Regions from separate parts of the Mus musculus genome. Here region 2 is linked to region 1. A link is a loop called in an ENCODE intact Hi-C map of the cell type or tissue named here. Cell type or tissue: heart. All regions are shown on one strand. Links, peaks and the distances in the headings refer to the core of each region. The heading gives the core; the rest is flanking DNA.

The links. Hi-C counts contacts between places; a loop is a spot of excess contacts. Peaks named below come from ENCODE experiments on the same cell type or tissue, not always from the same donor. Only the 100,000 strongest peaks of a DNase experiment are listed, where the experiment ranks them.
Region 2: a loop joins it to region 1, with 7 times the contacts of the local background. A loop is called at or near these places in 9 of 42 quality-filtered maps.

What each region holds. Positions count from the first base shown.
Region 1 is chr5:44,043,671-44,052,006 of GRCm38, forward strand. It overlaps Prom1 (prominin 1), which reads right to left. Exons shown (of 28, transcript NM_001163577.1): 6 at 3,828-3,948; 7 at 1,850-1,913; 8 at 647-736. Among named protein-coding and RNA genes, the nearest start is that of Prom1, 54 kb to the right of the region's middle. In heart, for the core only: a CTCF peak has its summit at 5,097 (motif pointing right); no DNase peak of the experiment used is centred there; H3K27ac peaks cover 222 bases.
Region 2 is chr5:44,196,814-44,205,149 of GRCm38, forward strand. Tapt1 (transmembrane anterior posterior transformation 1) reads right to left here. Exons shown (of 14, transcript NM_173764.3): 3 at 7,397-7,515. Among named protein-coding and RNA genes, the nearest start is that of Tapt1, 26 kb to the right of the region's middle. In heart, for the core only: a CTCF peak has its summit at 5,058 (motif pointing left); no DNase peak of the experiment used is centred there.

The sequences.
Region 1 (8,336 bases), core at 322-8,321:
TGGGTTTCTAGCCTACAAAGGAAATGGTTGGGGATGGACAGAATTGATATCTGAAGATTTCAAAAGGCACCCCCTTTAATTAATTACTTAACCCATTTTTGTTTTTTGATTCAAGATTCTACATAACTCCTATGTAGCCCAGGCTGGCCTCAAAGTCATGGTTTCCCTGACTTTCTAATGCCAAGGTTACAGAATTGCTACCACACCCAACACATCAACAGATGTTTTGTTGAAAGTCCAGATAGTAAATGACTTATAAGCTTCGTGGGTCTAATCTTCTCAGAAACCAAAAACTTTGCCACTTCAGCACAAAACCAGCCATCAACCATACATAAGCATGTGCACACAACTGTGTTCTAATAAAACTTTATTTACATAAACAAGTAGCCAACCCCTAACAAATTGCGTCACTATTACCTCAAATGGCTTTGTTTTTCCAGTACCATAGGTTTAGCACAAGTTTTTTTTTTTAAAAAAAAAATACACATCCTGAGGCAGCTCTTGTCTTTTTGCCAGACCTTTTTGCACGGCCAGATTATATTTCTCATCCCTACCCACCGGAACACATGCAAGTCAAAGTGAGTGACCCTGGGAAGCCAGGAAGCCAGGGTGGGCTATTCTTGGTCACCTTTGCCACCATGCTTACCTGTCGCCATGGCCTTAATCTCTTCGAGGACAGGAGTTACTTTGGGTTTTAGTTGGTCCTTTATTCTGCCTCCCAGCACGGAGCCGATGCCTGGATTCAAAGCAAAGGCGTTCATGAGGCCAGGGCTGCTTCTCCTTCAGCTCTCACGAGCTCTCCTCACACCCCAGGAGTCTACCACTGTCTCCAGCTCTGCATCTCCACTGGGATTTCTCCACTGCAATCCCACTTACATTTGGGAGCAGGTACTGCTTGCTGGGGGTAAACTGTCCTGTGCACTGCAGGATGGGAGAAGCAGCCTCTGCCTTGGCCCACAGATATCAGTACCACTGCCCCTCCCCACTCCTTCCCATAAATGCTGACAAATGTCACCTGGTTCGTGAACTCAAACGAGAGGTGGCCCAGCAAAGAATGGTGCCAGACTGTTTCTAAAGCCCATTTAATGAGGCTTTAGCAAGGCTGAACATCCTCTTCTGCATGAAAAACGACGAAAGGAAAGGCTTGGCAATAAACAACATAAAATTGTGTTTGTTTGGTTGTTATTGTTGCTGCTGCTGTTATTATTATTATTATTACTAGTACTATTACTAGTACTATTATTATTTGAGGCAGTGCTTCTTTGCGTAGCCCTGGCTGTCCTGGAACTAACTCTGTATAGTAGGCTGGCCTTGAACTCACAAAGATATATCTGACTCTCCCTTTCAAGTTCTGGGATTAAAGGTGTACACCACCACTACCTGGCCCTGCAAAGTAAAATTTTAAAACAGAAACCTAAGTCCCTATGCTTGTGAAACTGAAGTTAAACATTGAGTGCCTTTTTTATGCGGATGAGTGTTTGCCTGTGTATATGTCTGGGTACCACATGTATGCCTGCTATCCTTGAGGAAAGCAGAAGGCATTGGATATCCTAGAACTGAAGTTATAGATGGTTGTGAGCCTCCATGTGGGTACTGAGAAAAAAAACATAGGTTCTCTACAAGAGCAACAAGATCTATGCACCACAAAGCCATCTCTCTCGTCCCTAAAAGTTGGATTTGAACCATCCAATGTCCAGTGGTAAACACACAGTAGTTCTACAGCTCGTCCCGTCTTCCTCCTACCTTTAGTTGCTTCCTCTTTTGGTCTGTGCTTTATAGGAGGGAGGCAGCTAAGGCATCTTCTGAGCCTTAACAACAAAAGTGCAAACCATCTTTTATTGCTACTCACCATCCAGGTCTGAGAATGCCTTGTTCTTGGTGTTGGTGTACTGCTCCACTACATAGTCAATTTGCTGGAAAAGAAAGTTACATGGCATCTGCCCTTTGAGGTGCAAAGTCATTATACAAAGATAGCATTTAAGACTTAAGATTAAAATATATATATATTAACTCTGAGCACTTTGAAAAAGAAATAGCTAAGAGGTGGTGAACGCTCATCTGGTACTCCCACGTTTTACCGCCTATTACAAACTTATCTCTTGTGCTTACTTATTATAAACTTACTAGCTGTGGCCATGTCTTATGTCTCACGGTTCTGTGGACCAGCTAGACGGCTCATGGTGAGGACTGAATGCATGATCAGAGGTGGGTCTGTCTCTCTCCATACGTTCTTGCATCTTCTTAGTGACCAGCCTGGGTATCTTCCCAAGATATCCTTAGGATCACCATCAAGGAGAGGCTGATAGGTACTCGATGCAAGGCTCCTAGATGTTTCCGACTAGCCCAAGGTCATGTCCACTGTGCTCTTCTGGTCATAAACAGGTCACAGAGACAGCCCAGACTCAAGAAACAATGAACAAGAAGACCTTCTAAAGTTTTGATGCGTGAGTCCACGATATTGACTATTCCTGAGTGGTCTTAAGGAGTACTTATCTTCTTATCTATGGTGGCCTGCTTCTCTGCGAGGCTGGGTTAACATTCTTCTAGGGTTGCCAACCTTCCCAGGGAACACAACTCAGAGTTTAAATTTTCATTTCCCTGATTACCAGACGTGAAACGTCTTGTTCTGTTTGGAGACAGCTATATTCTGTCTGTCAGTTGCCTGTTCAATTATCTGTAAAACTTCTGTTTGTTAGAGGTCTTCGCATATGTCCAACCAGGTTAAGTTTCCCCAAAGCCCGAGGAATTTACTCTCTTTATAAAAGGATGAGAGACAGCCTAGTATTCAGGGGCACTGTTGTTACTTTTGGCATTGGGGGGGGGCGGGGGGGTTCTGTGGAATCTTTAAGATGTCACATGACAAGCATGAGCTTTTGTTTACATGGTGGGAGAAAGGTAGTTCTACCAGTGCGACCTGCAAAGCCAGGCAGGGTTAAGCTCTCTATTCTCCCCCTCCCAAATGCCTCTGCCTTTTACTTCCAGCTTCTTGACACACTTGATGCACAGCATTTTAAGGACAGAGTCAACTCAGAAGGCCACACCTTGTTCAAGGATCCATGGTTTTGGGGAGACTCCCCACCAATGCCAATACCCATGAGCTTCACACGCTTAGGCCGGTTCCTGCTCAGGTACTTTCCAAGTCATATTCTGTATCGGCGATACATCAACACACTCCTCGGATGAGGACAAAACAGGCTTGCCCATCACTGCCTTCAGCCATTCTGTTTGCTGTCTTCCAAAGTGACATGGTGTGTGCGTGTGTGTGTGTGTGTGTGTGTGTGTGTGTGTGTGTGTGTGTGTTAGAGAGATGTGTGTGTATGTATGTGTGTGTGTGAGAGAGAGAGAAGAAAGTCCTTCCTAAATAGACTGACACACCTACACAGATAATAATAATCAGGTGTGCATAAAGCTAGTGAATTCTATCTTAATAGTAGCTATGTAAATGATAAGGGGTTAACTATACGCACCAAACAAAGGCAAGAGCATCCATCCAACAATGTCAACAACAACAAACAAACAAAAAACAAAGCAACCCACAGTGAGACACTTAAAATTGTTAGGTACTTGTATATGTGCAGTGATTTTTGTTATGCCTAAATAAAATAGAGCAAAATAAGACACCTATATCTTAAAGCTATGGAAACCACATTTCCATGCTTTTTGAACTCTCTGGTTATGTTTCTTCATCTGCATCATTAAAGGGCAATGGCTTTCCACGTGGGTTCACTGACTTGTTAAAAGGCTTGGCTGTGCTGCTAAACGCACACACAGGTACTCAGAGCAGCTCACACAAAGCGCCATGGAATGCGCAGGCTGTAGGTTTTTACCTTTGGTGTTTCAGTCAGGAGTGTTTGAAAGTCTCTGAAATTGCTCTTTGCCAGTTTCTGGGTCCCTTTGATCCGAGTCCTGGTCTGCTGGTTAGCCACAAAGCCATATATAATGCCAAGGCTGTAGGGAAAGAGAAAAGTGTTGGCTAGGATCCAATATCCTCAGCAGCACAGGAGCCGACGAACGGCCACCTCCACCACCTTCCACTACAACCTACCTACTAAGACCACCATTGCACACCACCAAAACACAAAACAGGACTAAGGCTCTGAAGACACATCTCTGTTTAGGATGGAGTACTGTGTTATGGCTCTCATAAATGAACAGTGTTCACAACAAATGCTGGAAGGACAGTGACAAAGGCATAGGCTGTGTTAGGTGTTTGAGTGTGTGTTTGTGTGTGTGTGTGTCTGTGTGTATGTGCTCACACATACATGCATGCACCTTGTGGGTATATCCTCTTACACCCACACAAACATTATCACGCACCTTAGCTACCGTCATAGAAGAGGGAAATAACAAAATGGGAAGAGGGACTTGGGATGTCTGGTGTTTCTTCATTTAATTGTTAGTTTCTGTGTTGTCCAGATTGAAAAGAAATAAGGTATTTCAGCATTAAAGCACTGTGGGAAGACTTAATGTCATTTCCCTTTTGCTGGGGTAAAATACACCCACAGCGATTTCCTCCCACATGACACCAGGCTATGTCAAGATGACAACTTGAAGTGAACACACCACACATATGAAGTACAAAATCCACCCAAACGGTGGTGCTAGAAATGTCCTGGTTCTCTTGCTGAGGGTTGTATTTTCCTCAGGGAAATTCTTGAATATGTACTTATGAAGAAAATACTTTTCTCTACATAAAATACACATCATAAGGGATTCCAAACGCCTTCACATAGTCACCTTGCAGGAAAGACTAGCCTATGTGGAAATTAAAACCTTCTTCCTCACTTATCTCAAAAGACTGAATTTAAGGGTACTAAAAGCGCTTGTGCTCATTAGCCACTATCAATCTCTTGGTTTGAGTTATACAAATTGGTTCATTTGTTGAGGGCCTCTGAACCTTAGAATTTTATCGGCTGCAGGAGTAAAGGCTCAGCCAGGCATGGTAGCACACACCCATTATCCCGACACTTGGAAGAGCAAAGTGAGAAGACCTCAGAGCTCCGGACTAACCTGAGCTGCACAAAGAGACCTTGTCTCAAAATTAAAACAAACCCCTCAAGGCAGGGGAGCTAAAACCCAAACTACTTTTCAATCTGACCACTAGAGGGCAGCAAGGAATTAATAAATAGCACAACCCGTTTTACCCACAGACAGAAAAGACCAAAACTGTTATTTTTGTATCCAGTGTACAATGTGCATATGCTTTAAGAACAGGTTAGCAAGTACCAAATAAATCCTGGGGAAACAACATGGAACAGCCTATCAAGTTACCAAGCAATCTCCGTACCAGTGGGATAACAGGCATCCTGCCTTTTTGCATTGAAAAAATCCCATGTCACCAAAAACAAAACAACAACAAAAAAACCCAAACAAACAAACAAATGAACAACAACAACAACAAAATCCAAGTCCCAGGACATATATTCACTCTGTTTAAGAGTACTGCTCCATGGGGCTGGAGAGATGGCTCAACAGGAAGAAAGTTTTCACAACTGTTCTTCCAGAGAACCCAAGTTTAGTTCATAGCACCTGAGGGGCTGCTTACAACCAACTGTATTGCCAGCTTTGGGGCAGCCAATGCCTCTGGCTTTCAAGGGCATCCACATTCCAGTGCTCATATCCCCCCCTCCCCCCCAGACACATACACACATGGACACATAATCACAGATACACACATATAAACAAATAATCACACATAGCCACAGACACAGACACATAGTAAAAAAAAAAAAAATTCTAAACAAATAAAAAGTACTGTTGCATCTGGAGGAGTGCTTAGTTCGTATGTGGTTTCTCGTTCTTAAAACTTGTCTTCCTGTGACAATAATACACAGTTCCTCTCGGGCTGCCAGTGACACTAACATGCCTATGTGGCACATGACATTGAACAGTACTTAACTCAGCCTAGTGAGCTATGGTGGAATTAGGAGAGCCAGAACATGTGACTTGGACCTGGTTCCTCATCCCCACTCCGCCTCCCACCACCTCCCCACTCCCCATCCCCCCACTTCACCCCCCAGCCCCCAGCCCCACTAACTCCGTGAAGACCTTTCTTTCTATCTGAGCTTCAGCCAGCTTGGAGCCAGGGCAGCTTGGAGCTGATATTATAAACCAGCTGGAATCCACCCTAGGATGTATAAACACTGCTCATATTGCAAAGGAGAAGGGCTTGGGGGATGTCCACAAATTCCCTGGGAACTTGTTTATTCTAAAGCTTGAGTCCCATCTTAGTGCAACCTCAGAAAATGAAGACAAAACGTCCTGTACCCTTTGAACTGCCATATGACCCACTACTCTCTGTCCTACACTTATGAAGCAGACAGTGTACCTCAGTTATATTCATTACTGGTGAGCAAGACACCCTAATCCTAAGCTAGGTTAGTGACTCGATGATTTTAGAGTTATGTGCAAGGCACACATGCACACACACACACACACACACACAAACAAGAACTGAAACCTGGTAATATACCAGGGTCTTTATTTAACTAAGCCAGGTTCAAATATTTGGGTTGTGACAAGTTAGAATCACCCCTAAGTAGAGCTGGTATCCACCCTGGGGAATCAGACTTTCTCTCCCTGCATGCTACAAATGATCTCAGTCATTCCTTCTACCAAGCAACAGACCCATTTGGTCATGGAATAAGTCAAAGTGGACCAGGAAGTTCACCACTTCCTATTGACCTTTTCCTGTCCATCCCCATGAAAGGAGCTCCGCCACAGGAATCTGTGATGTCGTGTGTCGCAATGCCTGCCGAGGTTTACTCTTAGTTATACCTAAGTTCAATGCCCCTAAAAGGAGGTCGTAACCTCCTCCCCGTCAACTTTGCCTTATGTGGCCTGTCCTCATTCCTGAACGCTTGAAGGTTTGTTCTAAACTTGATCTGCTGACACTTGCTGTGTGCTCAGCGTAGATGTCAGAAACTGCCCTTGTCCTTTATTCTATATGACTTTACTCACAAGAAAGTCACTCAGATCAACGAACTGCCGTACAACCTTTCAGAAAATATCCTTTCCAAACCTTTCAACTGTCAAGAACGCAGTTCTAGAAAGCCCGGCTAGAGACGATCAAAATCATGCTATCAATAACTTTAACAACAACAACAACAACAACAACAACAAAGTCTGTGCTAAACAGAGTTCTGCAAATGATCTCAACAACTTTCCAAGCAAATTTCCAGTGTAAATGTTTATGTTTGGGTTAAAAAAATGACAACTCCAAGGGCTGGGAAGACTGCTTGGCAGTTAGCAAGGATGCCTTTCCAGAGGACCCAGGTTCAAATCCCAACACCCACATGGTCACTCTGTGATTCCAGTTCCTGAGGATATGGCCTTTGCAGGCATCAGGCATGCACAAAATGCAGACACATGAATATAAAACACCCAACGGTGAGAACAACAACAACAACAATGTTTAAAATAACAAGTTCAAAAGCCCTCATGGTCAGAAAGAAAGAGAGGAAACAGGGTGGCCTGAGACCTGGAAGATGGCAGGTGGCTGGCAGAACATTTTCTCTGTAGTTCTCCAAAGTAACGCCGCAAAGGAACTTCCCAGCAAACACCTGTAAACTGAGTTCTTACATAAACCTCCCAATGAGCAAATACTAGCAACTGATAAAGACTTTACTGTGTTGACCAATGCTAGTTTCTAGTTATGAGCTCTAACTTAAACCTTTCATTTAAACTAAATAGAGAATGAATGCCTCTATTTGCCATCGAGCTAGACACTCGCTGTTATTCATTGTACTTTAAAGCAAATATTAGAGCCACATAAATTATTTTTTCTTCATTGTAACAGATACCAGTCAATGCCTAGGGCATGAAGACACTGAGAAAAGAATGACCCAAGGCAAACAAGCCATAAAACATCAATGCATGCCCCGTCAGTGGAACCAGATGTAACTCTCCTTAAACTACCAAATAGGTGCTTTGGTGAGGTAGAGTAAAATGTCTTCAGATTCTGCGCAGAAGACAGGAACTTTTATTCCTAGGATAAATGGCATTATGAATTGTTTGTATACTGTGGAAAATAATCTCACACACTTACAAATATAGACTTAAGAGCTTTTAAAGAGGGAGGGGGAGGGCAGATGTGGGATGGGGTGGTGGTGGAAGTGGGATATCATTTGAGATGTAAACAAATGGAATGATTAATAATAATATATAAATAAATTTATAAAAGAAAATATATGTATATACAAACACATATATGCATGTAACAACAAGTAATGAAAAAAAAGGTATGAATTTGAAAGAGAGAAAGAAGGGGTAAATGAGAGGGTTTAGAGGGAAGAAAGGTGAGAAGTAAGATTATGTCAAAAATTAAAAAAAATTTT
Region 2 (8,336 bases), core at 175-8,174, 150 kb after region 1:
CTCTTCTGGTGTGTCTGAAGGCAGCTACAGCTATTATTACTTACATATAATAATAAATAAATCTTTGGGCTGGAGCAAGTAGGGACTGAGCAAGCAGAGTTGACCAGAACGAGCAGAGGTCCAAAATTCAATTCCCAAAACCACATGAAGGCTCACAACCATCTGTACAGCTATAGTGTTCTCATATACATAAAATAAATAAATAAATAAATAAATAAATCTTAAAAAAAAAAAAAAAAAGCAGGTGGGAAGCCATGTAGTGAGCTTATCAAGACAGGCCTGGCTTTGCTAGTCAGATCCCAAGCCCTCCAAAAGATGTGGGATGCTGATTGCTTTTTCTTTGCAGCTCAAGCTAGAGCTTTGAGCTGAAGTGCACCTAGCACTACCTCCATCATTACTTTCTTCCTGATTTTCCATGGAAAGCAGGGTACATTTTTTTTCTTTCCTTCCCTCACACCCAGCTGAGATCACACTTCCCTGCCAAGGGCTAACTGATGATCGAGGAGACTTCATGCCCTATACTCTATATGAGGCTGGGACTGGGAACAGTGGTTCTTCTGTCAAGAGCAAACATTTCTAATTTAGATATCAAGAGGAGAAACGCTAGAAGGTCCTGCATCCCTGGACTATAGACGGGCATTATCCCACTGATAGCCAGGGAGCACAATGAAAGGCATCAATGCAGGCATGGCTGTTTACAAACACTGACTGTCAAAACCTCCAAACTCATATATAACCTATCATATGGAAAATTATTATGTTAAGAAACAAACATACCTCTCACTTTATTAATTTTTAAAATACACAGTGGAAAACAGAACAAATGTACTTGCTCTGGGTCCTCAGCTCTCTATCACTGCCTTAACATCTTACTGTCTGCTACAGCAGTTACAGGTTTTCAGAGTGGAGGACTACTATTCCAACACAACATAAAACTTGTTTTACAACGTCTATAAAACAAGGATTTTCTTTCCACATGTGCCCATTAATAAAAAAGGAAAGCAGCAAAACCAAAACAACACACCCTCCCCTTCCCGAGTAGCATTGTACACAGTGCTTATTTGTATCGCAGCTTCTCCAAGATCTAACCACAAGTGAGTTTGCCTAATTAAAACGACGTGAACCAACCACAGCACTTGCCCCTATTCTGTAGGGTATTTTTAGATGACTATCAGTAATCACTACAAACTCCATAAGAAGCTTATCTACAGTGCTGCCAACCAACCCAGAGCGACACCTAGATAATCTTTCAGGCTCAAGTCCTAGGTATGATGTCTGTTAAAGAGCCAATTATAGGCAGTTCCTTTAGTAAATGCTGGAGATCTCAAGAGAATGCTGGACAAAATAACAAACCAACCAACCAGCCAACCAACCAAAGCAACCAACCAACCAAATAAACAACAACAACAACAAAAACCCACATTAGTCTAACCTAGTTTAGACTAATAGTTTTATTACATGCCACTCAAGATAAGATTAAATAAGACATTCAATAGAACTTCCAATAAAAATAAGACATTTAACACAACTTAAAAGATATTCAAGTTAAAAATATCTATATAGAAGCAGACTCTCTACATTTCTAAATTTTACCTTTTAACCCCTACAAATACTTCTACTATACTTTCATAGTAATTACAAATGATAATTTCATGTCATATGTCTTACTATTATACATCTCTGAGCTGTTTAAAGTGCTCATAGAGTCATGCAAGTAGAACTATGCAGCAGAGAAAGATGCTCCCTGTGAGGCGTCCCCACGCCTTGATACTCTACTGATAAAAAGAAGTGGGACTGGCAAGATCAAGAAGGAAGAGGAGGCAACAATGGCAAGCAGAGCCCTCCTGCCAGTTCATTTCAAGCCATGGACGGAGGCCAGGAGTGAGCATGCCTCATTTCACTGAAAAGTATGTATAACTGAGGGCTGGAGGGGACACGTACATACTATTGAAAGTTTGAAAATGTGTATTTCATGTGGTTCATATTTTTAAGAGAAGTCCCTTTATGGTCTTAAGTTAACTGGAACAAAGGATTAGGACCAAGATGCTTTCCTGAACTGAGAAACTCATCATTTAAGTCTGACACTGAGTAAAAAATAATCACTTAATACTTTTCACTCGATTGCTAACACCTTCTTTTGTACATTAAATTAATTAATTAGAATGAAGTGGCTGATTTATGAAGCGCCATTTATGTTTGGAATAACACAAAGTAAACAGTGGTTCTAGGAACAAGTGAGCTGGGCTTAGCCCTAAGGTGAGGACTGAGGTGTCATTAGAGAATATCTCATGGTGACTTTCATGGTGACAGTGTGGTCAAACACTGGAATAGACATGGATAAGGCTTAAGACCAAGTGAGGATGCTACTGAAGGCTGGGCGGCACATCTTCCTCAGTTTGTCCCATCCTCAAATGGTTATGTGGCTATGCTGGTGCCTATGCTTTGGTACTGAGGTCAATCTGGCCAAGAGTATAAAAGGAAAAATCAGGGTTTACTCACCACAAGGAGTCCCTGTGCCACCACACTCCATCCTATAAAGGAAGTGAAAGTGCTCCTCCCTTCGGTCTGATTTACAAGAGAGAAAGAAAGAAAGAAGGTTGGAATGTTGCTACGCTACTTTGAGCGTCATGGTGGGGAACATGGGATGACAAAACCTGATGATGCTATGAAGGCTTTCTCCATAACCATGTACTCTCTCTCTCTCCCCACTGGTGTGGCACACATCAGCCTTGGTCAGAGGAAAGAATGGACATCCTTGTTTCCCTGACAAAGACACTAAGAGCTCTCCTACACTCATGTTCTTGTGGTGGCATTAATTACTCAGGCCAGAATCAAATGCTTAACTTCGTGTGGGGAAAGAAAAGCCTATTTATACAGCACAAATAAAGTTAGTTTGAGCACAACTAAATTTAAGGCACATGAAGGAAAAGTCAACAAGTTAAGAAACTTAAGAATTTGAAATTCATAGTTCTTTTGGGAGATAAGAACTCTCTTACAGGGTCAAAAGAAAAGATATTCCTAACCTAAAACAAGAAAAAAAGTCAATGACGTCTTCAATGAGAGCTATGTCTAAAACCAAGACAAGGGATCAGGAAACGTGCTTGCCTGAATTTTATTTACTCTAATAGCAAAAGAAAAACACTCCAGCATTCCTAAATCCAGTCAGCTTACTTAGCACCATATAATGTTCAAAAGTGCTTTCTTTACTTCTAGCTATCAGCTCTGGCTTCTAGATTTTACCATTTTCCTCTGTAATCTCATTCAATGTATGACTTAAGTGTGACAGAATCTAAAGCACAAAATAATGGAAATTCTAGGAAGAGACAGTATTCACACTGATACCACGTAAACTACCACATGCTCAGTATTTTTAATCGATCCCATAGATGAACTTAGAAAGATACCTGTAGCTATCAAGCACAGATAACTCATAATGAATCACAATCTAATTCTGTTTCTATCTTCAATTAAAATATCATCCTAATTTTCTCTAAAATTTAGAAGCTATCTTACCTTATCTAGAAAAAGAACGAACCAGCTTTCCAGGGCCCTAGATGCCTTCCTTTTTTCCTTCCTTCCTCATTAAACACTGGGCAGCAGGGGTTAGGACTGCTAATTCATCAGAAATAGGTTCAACCAAGTCTTTCTGAGATCACTGAGAAGTGGTATCAACTTTCTACAGGAGCACTGCAGCATCCTTTGTAGCAGTGCACCCCACCATTGCACAGTAGCACCTGCCAACAGCTCCAAAGGAACACAATCTTAGCTGCTTGAAAATTGGCAAAATGGGGGATGGAGAGATGGCTCAGTGGTTAAGAGTACTGACTGCTCTTTCAGAGGTCCTGAGTTCAATTCCCAGCAACCACATGGTGGCTTACAACCATCTGTAATGGGATCTGATGCCCTCTTTTGGTCTGTCTAAAGACAGTGACAATGTATTCATATACGTGAAATAAATAAGTCTTAAAAAAAAAAAGAAAAGAAAAGAAAAGAAATTGGTTAAAATGGTCTGATAACTGGGCAGTCAGGATGAGGACTAAGTTACTGAACAGGCTACAAAATCTTCCTGCTTATCATCCTTCATGAAAGGTGACATCCCTGTTCATCCAATTCACCCAATTGTTACAAGTGGCAACACAACCTAAACCTCAAACCAGAGCTGAAAACACATCAAGATAGAGGAAGATCTAGCAATAGCTTCAAAGCAGAAAGTTTGGATTGCTTTAAAAGCCTCCCAGAGATGCTGCAGCAAAGAGTGTCTGGCAGAGGAGGAGACGACACTCACGCAAGGATGACAAAGGCAGTGCTGTCTTGCTGCTGCTGACCCTGCTGCGGGGAGACACTGTTTCCATGTCAGGGTTTAATTAACAGACACACTTTTCTTCTCTTTTTAGAAAAAAAAATTGAGACTAGAAAAAAAATATGGCTGAAACAGAAGAGATGAGAATGATAACGGCTGAGGAAAGCAGACAATTGGCCTCTGTGCAGGTTTCAAGTCAGACTGAAGGAAGAGCACCTTTGCTTTTTGGAGAGAGATGGAACATGAAGCAGCTGTAGGCAATACAAATCTAATAACCTTTAACAGAAGTAGAGAACAATAGAAGGGAAGCTGTAGGACAGCGGCATTTAGCTATTTCTAAATAATTCCATAACGATAAAATGTTTTTTGGGTATTCTACAAATACCTAAATGCCCTTGGGCAAAATATTAACAGTATTTTTTGTTCAGTCACTTTTTAAGTGTACTATATTTTCAGTTCCATGTTTAAAAAAAGAATCACAGAGACATTGTTTTCATGGTTCAGAGAAAATAAATGTGGCTCCCAGTAACACATTGCTTAACTCAGATACAGAACACTGAAGGTACTAAGACATTAAAAGCAGTACTTCATATTTTCTGTAATATTGCTTGCTCTCATACAGAGGATTCAAGGTTGAAATTTGAGTGCACAATTTTAACTGCATCCTCATGTTTCATTTATCATATAAATGACAACATAAAATGTAACTTCAGTTAACCAATATTGCAGATAGAATATTACAAGTTGTTTATAACAGGCTGCCCCCTAGAGTCCTTTTAGCTATAAAACCATGAAAATAGAAAGCACTTTTTAAATGACACTGAAGATAATTTAGATTGAAAATGCTTCAAAATACAATTTTAAAGCAAGCATCTTTTTTGCACTAAAAATGTAAACTATTATAGAAATGTTAGCTTTAGGAAGCAACAATCATTTATGTGAAGCAAACTACAGTAGATGGTTTAAGAATTCCTATTTTCTGCAATACTTAATACTCAGAATGGAAAGGGTATGCTATATGCTGCTTACATGTCCTGCTTCTCCAAGTGACAGAGAAACAGAAATGACTCTGAGCATAAAGCAGTATTCAATGTCTGAAGAAGGAGATGCATCGTCAGATAAGATGACTTCCATACTCAAGAGCCTCAAGACCCATTATCATGAATTGTATGTCACCTATATACTAACCACACAGAAAAGGTCTAGTCCAGAAGGAAGAGTTTCTAGGTTATAAACCCTCTTAAGCTTTCTCCCAGGGTGCCAACAACTGATCAGAACATGCCATTGGTGGGATATGAACCTGTTTAACACTGCTGATCCTGGAATAACTAAAAGGTAACCTAGCTCACAAAATATGTGTGAAAATCCCTGCAAGCTCTTAGTTACTTTATGTCAGGCTGTTACACTGGGTTAATCTAATTTCCCTGTATTCAACTTCTCTATGCAGCCACACAGGAAGATTCCCCACCCCCACCCCCACCTTCTGAAAAGGTAACTAAAATGTCATCTCACTGAGCCCACAGTAGAGCAACCAGCTTTAGTAGGAGAACACCACCAAGGTCTTTGAAAAGCCTGACTAATGAGAGCAACCCTTTTAAACCCTCCTCAAAGTAAAGGAAGTACTTGGCAGATCCTAAAATTGGTGCTTAAATGCCTAAAAAGAATCTCACCCGGTTAACTTATGATTAATTAAACGTGCCATAATTCATATCATTCTGCAAGATGAGAAAGATTTTAGATACAAATAATAACTTTTATAGCACTGAGGGAGGCTGAATTCTTAAAACTGTATATTCTCTGCAATCTCGCTCATCGTAACTTTTATTCCTTTCACAACCTAATCATTATATTATTGATTATTTCTATTTACATTAGAAGCATTTCTTATCAAAATGGATTAAGGCTCATTTGAAAGGGCTGCGTTTCATTTTCTATTTCAAAACAAACATCTTTGTGACTTTAGTCTTTTAAACAGAACTTACAGTTTTGAATATGGACCAGTAATTTTTTAGCAACTTCATTGATGAAGCTATAACTCCAAGTGTTATATTCCACTGAATGGTCACTAAATGGAGTCTCATAAATTATTACCCATTTCAGCATTTTACATTTTCAAACTGAAATGTTTTAAAAATATTTACAAACGGCACACATTTTAGAATTGTAACTCAAACTACAATGCTAAAGCTAAGCAGTAGCTCGTACAGGGAGACCATGTAAAGCAGGGGCCTGCTGACACGACTGTCAAGAAGGCCACCTCTCAAATCAAACTTCCTGTTCCCCAAGGACAAATGCACAGTAAGTACTGCATTCCATCTTTCCAGTTTGCTAGAACAGAAATGCAAGAAACTGGTATTTATTACTCGGAGCTGTAGGCAGGCATCTGCTGGCACTGTGGGCTGCTGTAGGCAGGCACTCTGCCAGCATAAGGAGTGAGTGTGTGTCATGCACTCCACTGATATACTTTTTCTATCTCCAGGTTTTGGGGGACAGGTACTGAGCTCTCAATATCTTCTTTTGCAGATATGAAACAAGCTTAGGGGAGGCAGACACTTATTACAATACACTAGCTCTCCAAGTTGGTTTGGGCTGACTGATATTTTCTATCAGAATGATGCCATTACAGAGTGATCAACTGCCACCAACCAGAAGTCTATGACAACAGCTTCATAGGCCACTAACACAAGTGACCTGGAGGAGGAAGCCTGTAGTAGAGCCGGCTCCTTAGGCGATTAGAACCTGAACTTCTCACAGATGAAGCAAGCCAGGACGCCTCCCAGCCCTAGTCCAAGCCGGTTAAGAACATGGTCTGTCAGTTTCTACTTCTAGCCCTGTTCCTCTTCTATTCAACCCATGGCCTCCACAACAGTGTCAGTTTACCAGCTAAAGCAGAGTTTTGGTTCAAAACCTCTCTGGAAAAAAATGCATATATAAAACATATATTATATAATACAAATTGAACAGATAGGCAGTGTATGCATCAAAAACCAAAGTATGAATGAAATCATATGCATCATCTTTATTCTAACAACTCTACAAGTTATAAAAGTAATAAAACCGTTTAGACACTAAAAATAGTCGAAGATCTAAACTTACCTTAAGCCATAGCAAGGCAGAGTGAGGAGCCTGAATAGCGCCAGAAAGACTCTTAAAGGAAGCAGGGTGAACACATACAGAAAGGCATCGAGGCACAAAAATATTCCAAAGAACATGAGCTACATTGGGAGAGAACGAAAAAGAGAGAGATTCTTTAGGTAGTTGTAGATATAACTTCAGACATTATGAGAAACTGTTTCCTGACTCCTTAAGTTTAAGAAACTGGACATTAGTCCTCTATGACTCTTCCAGAGTTTTCTGTTTACCATCCCTAGAAGTAGCTCCTCAAAAGATGGTTGTTCAGACTCAACTTTTGTGACTTTCTGGCACTTCTTAAACCAGACAGGCTAAGTAACATCTTCTTAAGGTAAGACAAGCTTCTTACCTTTAACCCCATCCTTTCCATTTCCTGTTCATCAGAAGACTGGAATAGACAGTTTTAGTTTGAAAACAGTTTTTTTTAATTTATTTTTTTGTAGACTGATTAAGTTTAACATAATTTTACACAAATAGGCAACTGCTATACTTGGAAGGCCTTATTCTGATTAGTTTCAGAAGTAATTACTATTTTCTTTAACCTTTCCCCAGTTTCTTACTGATTTATACTTTCCATTTTCACCAATAAATTTAGCAGTATAGCTCCTAAGAAGAGAGTGAGATAGATCTTTTCATAGCTTACCAAACTCTGCTACTTAGTGGAGATGTATGCCTAACATCCAAACATGGTCTGATGGCTATGTTATCACCATAATATCTACATAGCCTTAGGCATTAACTGTCCCACCTGCACGTATTACCTAAATTCACACTTCTATAAGCAAAATAGTTTCTCACAGAACTCACAAGACAGTTGTAACTTCTAGGACACAGGTCTTTAAAATGGTGATTTGAGTGAAAATTGTCATTGGGATAAAGAGGTCCTGACCCAACCCAATATGCC